2 separate regions of the Homo sapiens genome follow, and region 2 is linked to region 1. A link is a contact called in ENCODE Hi-C or POLR2A ChIA-PET data. All regions are on one chromosome and are shown on one strand. The core of a region is the stretch at or near the end of the contact, and the rest is flanking DNA. Distances in the headings are between cores, read along the strand shown.

Evidence for each region. A loop is a pair of places that touch in the nucleus more often than their neighbours do. ChIA-PET counts read pairs that join two places held with the same protein, here RNA polymerase II (POLR2A). Pooled maps may share reads with other maps.
Region 2: a loop to region 1 is called in a map of chondrocyte, with 1.8 times the contacts of the local background. The contact joins two enhancer-like sites. A Hi-C loop is called at or near these places in 1 of 168 maps with a recorded cell type or tissue (chondrocyte) and 2 of 50 pooled maps. POLR2A ChIA-PET finds 5 or more read pairs at or near these places in 2 of 52 experiments (OCI-LY7 and common myeloid progenitor, CD34-positive).

The regions. Positions count from the first base shown.
Region 1 is chr12:19,773,868-19,777,075 of GRCh38, forward strand. No RefSeq gene overlaps it. Among named protein-coding and RNA genes, the nearest start is that of LINC02398, 240 kb to the right of the region's middle. Within about 2 kb of position 1,569, at least 2 of the 41 ENCODE cell types and tissues checked have a DNase peak (open chromatin) inside an H3K27ac peak, as active enhancers do.
Region 2 is chr12:19,945,239-19,948,446 of GRCh38, forward strand. No RefSeq gene overlaps it. Among named protein-coding and RNA genes, the nearest start is that of LINC02398, 68 kb to the right of the region's middle. RefSeq lists an enhancer at 1,323-1,831. Within about 2 kb of position 1,438, at least 3 of the 41 ENCODE cell types and tissues checked have a DNase peak (open chromatin) inside an H3K27ac peak, as active enhancers do.

The DNA.
Region 1 (3,208 bases), core at 319-2,818:
GTCTCTTTTTTTCTTCACTTAACTGCATAAGATAAGCCATTTTTGTTGTTATAAAATTAAATCTATATTTTAAACTAATAATTCTTTAATTTTATAAACTAGCCAATCAGTGTTCAGATTTTCTAAATCATATCATACATATTTTCTTTGTTTTGTTTTGTTTTCAACTTTTATTTTAGGTTCAGGGGTATAAGAGCAGGTTTGTTATATAGGTAAACTACATGTCACGGGGGTTTGGAGTACAAATTATTTTGTCACTCGGGTAATAAGTATAATATCTGATAGGTATGTTTTCTGATCCTCTCCCTCCTCCCACCCTCCACCTTCAAGTAGGCCCCAGGGTCAGTTGTTCTTCTCTTAGTGTCCAAGTGTTCTCATTGTTTAGCTCCCACTTATAAGTGAGAACATGTATTTGGTTCTATGTTCTGCATTAGTTTGTTTAGGATAATGACCTCCAGCTCCAACCATGTTGCTGCAACAGATGTGACCTCATTCTTTTTTATGGCTGCATAATATCCTACAGTGTATATGTACCACATTTTCTCTTTTTAATATTATTTTTCCATAAGTTATTGGGGTACAGGTGGTATTGGTTACGTAAGTTCTTCAGTGGTGATTTTTGAGATTATGGTGCACCCATCACCCAAGCAGTTTACACTTTACCATATTTGTAGTCTTTTATCCCTCATCCCCCTCCCACTCTCCCCACCAAGTCCCCAAAGTCCATTGTATCATTCTTATGCCTTTGCATCCTCAAAGCTTAGCTCCCACATATCAGCGAGAATATACAACGTTTGGTTTTCCATTCCTGAGTTACATCACTTGGAATAACAGTCTCCAATCTCATCCAGGTCACTACAAATGCTGTTAATTTATTCCTTTTTATGGCTGTGTAGTATTCCATCCTATAAATACCACAGTTTCTTTATCTACTTGTTGATTGATGGGCATTTGGGTTGGTTCTACAATTTTGCAATTGTGAATTGTGTTGCTATAAATGTACATGTGCAAGTGTCTTTTTGAATAATGACTTCTTTTCCTCTGGGTAGATACCCAGTAGTGGGATTGCTGGATCAAATGGTAGTTCTACTTTTAGTTTTTAAAGGAATCTCCACACTGTTTTCCATAGTGGCTGTGCTAGTTTACATTCCCACCAGCAGTGTAGAAGTGTTCCCTGATCATCGCATCCATGCCAACATCTACTGTTTTTTTATTTTTTGATTATGGCCATTCTTGCAGGAGTAAGGTGGTATTGCATTGTGGTTTTGATTTGCATTTCCCTGATCATTCATGATGTTGAGCATTTTTACATATGTTTGTTGGCCATTTGTGTATCTTCTTTTGAGAATTTTCTATTGATGTCCTTAGCCCTTGGTTTTGGGTACTTGGTCATGAAATCCTTGCCTAAGCCAATGTCTAGAAGGGTTTTTCCAATGTTATCTTCTATAATGTTTATAGTTTCAGGTCTTAAGTTTAAGTCCTTAGCAAAACGCACCGGATTCGCGCCCTCCCCGGAGTTCTGGCCAGGAGGCTCTGGCTGGATTCCAGTTGTTACAGAGCTCGCTGGAGACTTCCTTCTCCCTGTGGCATTTTCCCCGCTCCTCTGGCCGCCGAAGGAGTCCTGTGGTGCCGGGCAGGAATGGGCTGCTTGGGGACCCAACGAGCTCCCAGAGCCTTTCCTGCTGCTTCCTCTACCCCTGTGTTTCGCTAGGCTCTCGAGATGGACTCAGTTCCAGGTAAGGTCGGAAACTTCTCCCGCAGACAGACCTTCAGTTTTCCCAGTGGGGGTGTGTGTTTGGGAGAGGAGGATCTCCCTTTCCTACTTCCGCAGTTGGGGGACTCGCTGTATCTGGGTTGTCTCCCGGGTCCTACAGGAGCAGTCCGCTTCCTTTAGAGGGCCTGTGGGTCCTCTCCGGATTCCTGGTTTGTTCTTGCCATTGATACGGAGCTAAAATTAATGATGCGAGCCTCCGCACCCTGCTCTGCCCGTACGAGTCAGAGCTGCAATCTAGTCCTGCCTCCTATCCACCATGATGATCCCTCTCCCAATTTTTTTTTTTTTTTTTTTTTTTTGCAAGGGAGTCTCGCTCTGTCACCCAGGCTGGAGTGCAGTGGCGCGATCTCGGCTCACTGCAACCTCCGCTTCCCGGGTTCAAGCTATTCTCCTGCCTCAGCCTCCAGAGTAGCTGGGACTACAGGCGCCTGCCACCACGCCCAGCTAATTTTTTTGTTTTCAGTAGAGACGGGGTTTCACGCTGTTAGCCGGTATGGTCTCGATCTGCTGACCTCGTGATCTGCCCGCCTGGCCTCCCAAAGTGCTTGGATTACAGGCGTGAGCCACCGCGCCTGGCCCCGCTCCCTATTCTTTATACGTCTGGTAAAATTTGGCTCAGAATCCATCTGGTCCTGAGCTATTTTTATTGGTAGGCTTTTTGTTACTGATTGAATTTTGGAACTCGTTATTGGTTTGTTCAGGGATTCAATTTGTTCCTGGTTCAGTCTTGGGAGGTTGTTATATGTCTAGGAATTATCAGTTTGTTTCAGATTTTCTAGTTTGTCTGCATAGTCATGTTCATAGTAGTCTCTGAGGGTTTGTTTTTATGGTTCTCTTGGGTCAGTGGTAACGTCCCCTTTGTCATTTCCGATTGTGCCTAATTGCATCTTTTCTCCTTTTCTTTTAGTTGTCTAGCTGGCTCTATTAATCATATTCATTTTTTTCAAAGAACCGATTTCTGGATTCATTAATCTTTGTATTTTGTGTGTGTGTGTGTCTCAGTTTTTTTCAGTTCAGCTCTGATTTTGGTTATTTCTTGTCTTCTGCTAGTGTTAGGGTTGGGTTGCTCTAGCTTTAGTTTTTCCAGTTGTGATATTCGGTTGTTAATTTGAGATCTAAGTTTTTGATGTGGGCATTCAGTGCTGTAAACTTTACTCCTAACATTACCTTAGGTGTGTTCCAGAGATTCTGGTATGTTGTATTTTTATTCCCATTAGTTTCAATGAATTTCTTGATTTTTGACTTAATTTCATTATTTACTGAAAAGTCATTCAGAAGCAGGTTGTTTAATGTCCATGTAATTTTATGGCTTTGAGTGATTTCCTTAGCATTGATTTCTATTTTTATTGCCCTGTGGTCTGAGATTGTGGTTGGTATACTGTTGGTTTTTTTGAATTTGCTGAGTATTGTTTTATGTTCGATTGTGTGGTCAGT
Region 2 (3,208 bases), core at 188-2,687, 170 kb after region 1:
GGTTCCAAGCTGGCCCAAACCGAGCTTTGGCTTAACGAATTATGGAGGCAACATACCTTTTAAATAAAGCCCCACCTAGGAGAACTGCAAAAAAGAGAAAAAAAAAAGTACCTGTAAGAAGACTGCATGCGGTGGCTCATGCCAGTAATCTCAGCAGTTTGGGAGGCCAAGGTGAGAAGATCACTTGAGCTGAGGAGGTTGAGGCTGCCGTGAGCCCTGTTCACTCCACTGCGCTTCAGCCTGGGTGACAGAGTGAGAATTTGTCTCAAAGAAGAAAAAAAGAGTACCTGTAAGGAAAACAAACAAACAAGCAAACATAAAAGCAATAGAGCAAGTGCTGTTGTTTAAAAGCATTCCCAGCACCATTAGCATCTGGGTACCTCCATTAGCATGTCTTTTTCTTTTTATTCCCCATATCTAGGCCTTATCACAAGCCTGTTATTTATCCATCCCTCTGCCACTCTCTGATTTAGGTTGCATCATCTCTTGACTGGATCACAGCCACAGCATTCTAATTACCCTCTCTACCTATCGTCTACCCTGTAGCCAAAGCGATCTTTTTAAAAAGCTAAACAGATTATATCATCCTCATACTTAATGTACTTCAGTGGCTTCATTTTTCCTCTGAGGGTAAAGACTAAAGTCATTACCATGGCCTATGAGCCCTGATGTGATTTGGGCTCTACTCCTGTTTCATGAGTACTAACCTCTCTCTCTTCTTTATTCTCTGCCTACTGTAATGTGTGGAATAACTGCTGTAGGAACAGCACAGATGAAACTCCACCAGAGGACATGGAGAGATTTGGAAACAGGAAAAAGGCCTTACTGCCAGTGTGCAAATATGAAATAAGAGAGATCACGAGAAAATATATCTGAGGCTTAAAAGAAGAGAAAGGTCCAGTATTTCAGCTGCAACCAGGAAACAAAGGATTCCTCCAGGGTTAATGCCCGGTTTGGATACCAGCTGTCATTTCCCATTACAGCTTGAAAATTTTGCAAGAGCCTGCCTATTACTAAGCTTCATGACATTCCTCTCTGGTCTTCATGATAGTCTGCAGAGTCAAGGGCTGATCACAGCTAAAGTCCAAAGTCCTTTATGAATTTTCATCAAAATTAGATTTCCGGAAACTATGCCTGCTCACAGTGGCTTTTAGGTATATGATAGCAGAACCAGCAATTCAATATTCTTTATGGAGAGTTGGAAGTGAACCAGCATAATTCAACTGAAATTAGAGAGTGTAGGGGTTAAGGGGTATCTCCCAAAGGATAGGTGGGTGAATTGATGTATTAATTAATTATTAATATTAATTAATAGGTGCTATAATAAGTGAATGCTGATGGTTCAGTGGCTTAATAGAATATGTTTCTTGCTCACATAAAATCCAAATCGAGTGTTTGTGGATGGCATTCCAGGCAGTGATTCAGCAACTCGAGCTTATTCCATCCTGTCAGTCTTCCGTCTCCTGCAAACCCTAGAGTCCAGTAATTTCAGTGAGCAGATGGGGAAAGAATGATGAGGAAGGCACAACTGCTGTTTATCTACTTCAGCCTAGAAGTGACTCACTCTGGCTCATGTTCCATTGGTGAGAACCGGTCATATGGCTCTATCCTAAATGAAAGTTGGGTAGCTGCTTTCCAGAACAACACCACGGAAGAAGAGTATGTTTTTGGTAGATAGCTGGTAATCTCTGCAACAGAGTGAGAGAAAAATCATGTTTCATCTGTTGATTCCTACCTGTTATTATTATTATTATTATTATTGTTTTAATTTTAAGTTCAGGGGTCCATGTGCAGGTTTGTTACATAGGTAAACTTGTGTCATGAGGGTGTGTTATACATATTATTTCATCTCCCAGGTATTAAGCCTAGTTATTTTTTCTGATCCTCTCCCTCCTTCCACCCTCCCGCTGTCTGACAGGCTTCAGTGTGTGTAGTTCCCCCTCTGTGTGTCCATGTGTTCTCATCATTTAGCTCCCACTTATAAGTGAGAACATGCAGCATTTGGTTTTCTGTTCCTGCATTAGTTTACTAAGGATAATAGCCTCCAGATCCACCCATGTCCCTGCAAAGGACATGATCTTGTTTTTCTTTTTCTTTTTTTTTTAACCTACTCATTATTATGTATTAATTTTTCTTCCCTTAGCAATAATCACTAAGTTGAATTATTTATCATTTGTTGACTGAATCTAAAAACAGTTGGACTCTCTCAGGAGAGGAGAGAGACTGGTAGGATTTCCCGTTGTGAGAAAGTTTGCTCCATTCAGTTTTTGTCTACAGGATGAATAAGCATTCTTTCTCTCACTGTGGTAGTGGTAGGGTGTGGGAGATAGCGAAATTCTTGTTTGTTTGAGATCTGCCTTGTACTCCCACTTAGACTCATGTCCAATGACTTAACGGCATTTTATATTGATCACACACATAGTTGAGGGGCTTGGTGCAGATATTATTTACTAGCATGAATTTTTGTGTGTGAATATTATATAGTAAGAAGTAATATTGTTCAGTATATACATTTTCTTCGTGACATGAAATAAGACAATGAGTTGTTTTTTTCCGTAATCCACTCACAATGGACAGAAAGAGTATTAACTAAAATGTTTGAGGGTGAAGAATAAGTTAAGAGTACATGGGGGAAAATTACCTGTTCTACTAAGTAAGAATACTTAGTATTGTCTGTTAATGCAGAGGGCTGGGCCAGAGAAGGTGAGTAAATGTTAATATAAGAGATTAACACACTATGGTTGGGTGCAGAGTCTGAAGCAGATCGTTTGATATTGTTGTTTTATGCTCTACTACATCTAATTAGGTAGATGACAACTTTAAGAAAACCCTTTCTTCCTTTACTAATGCCAAGGAGGATCAGCTCAAGAGCCATTTGTATGTCTTTCTTTCTCTGATGTTTTTCATGTTTGAATATTGGAAGGACAGAGAAAAAATTCATTTGCTTAAGAAAAGCAAATAGACTGGGCACAGTGGCTCAGGCCTGTAATCCCAGCACTTTGGGAGGCCAAGGCAGGCAAATTACCTGAGGTCAGGAGTTCGAGACCAGCCTTGCCAACATAGTGAAACCCCATCTCTACTAAAATACAAAAATTAGCCGGGCTTGCTAGTAGGTGCCTGTAATCTCAGCTACTTGGGAGGCATAGGCAGGAGAATCGCTTGAACCCGGGAGGTAGAGGTTGCAGTGAGCTGAAATCGTGCCACTGCA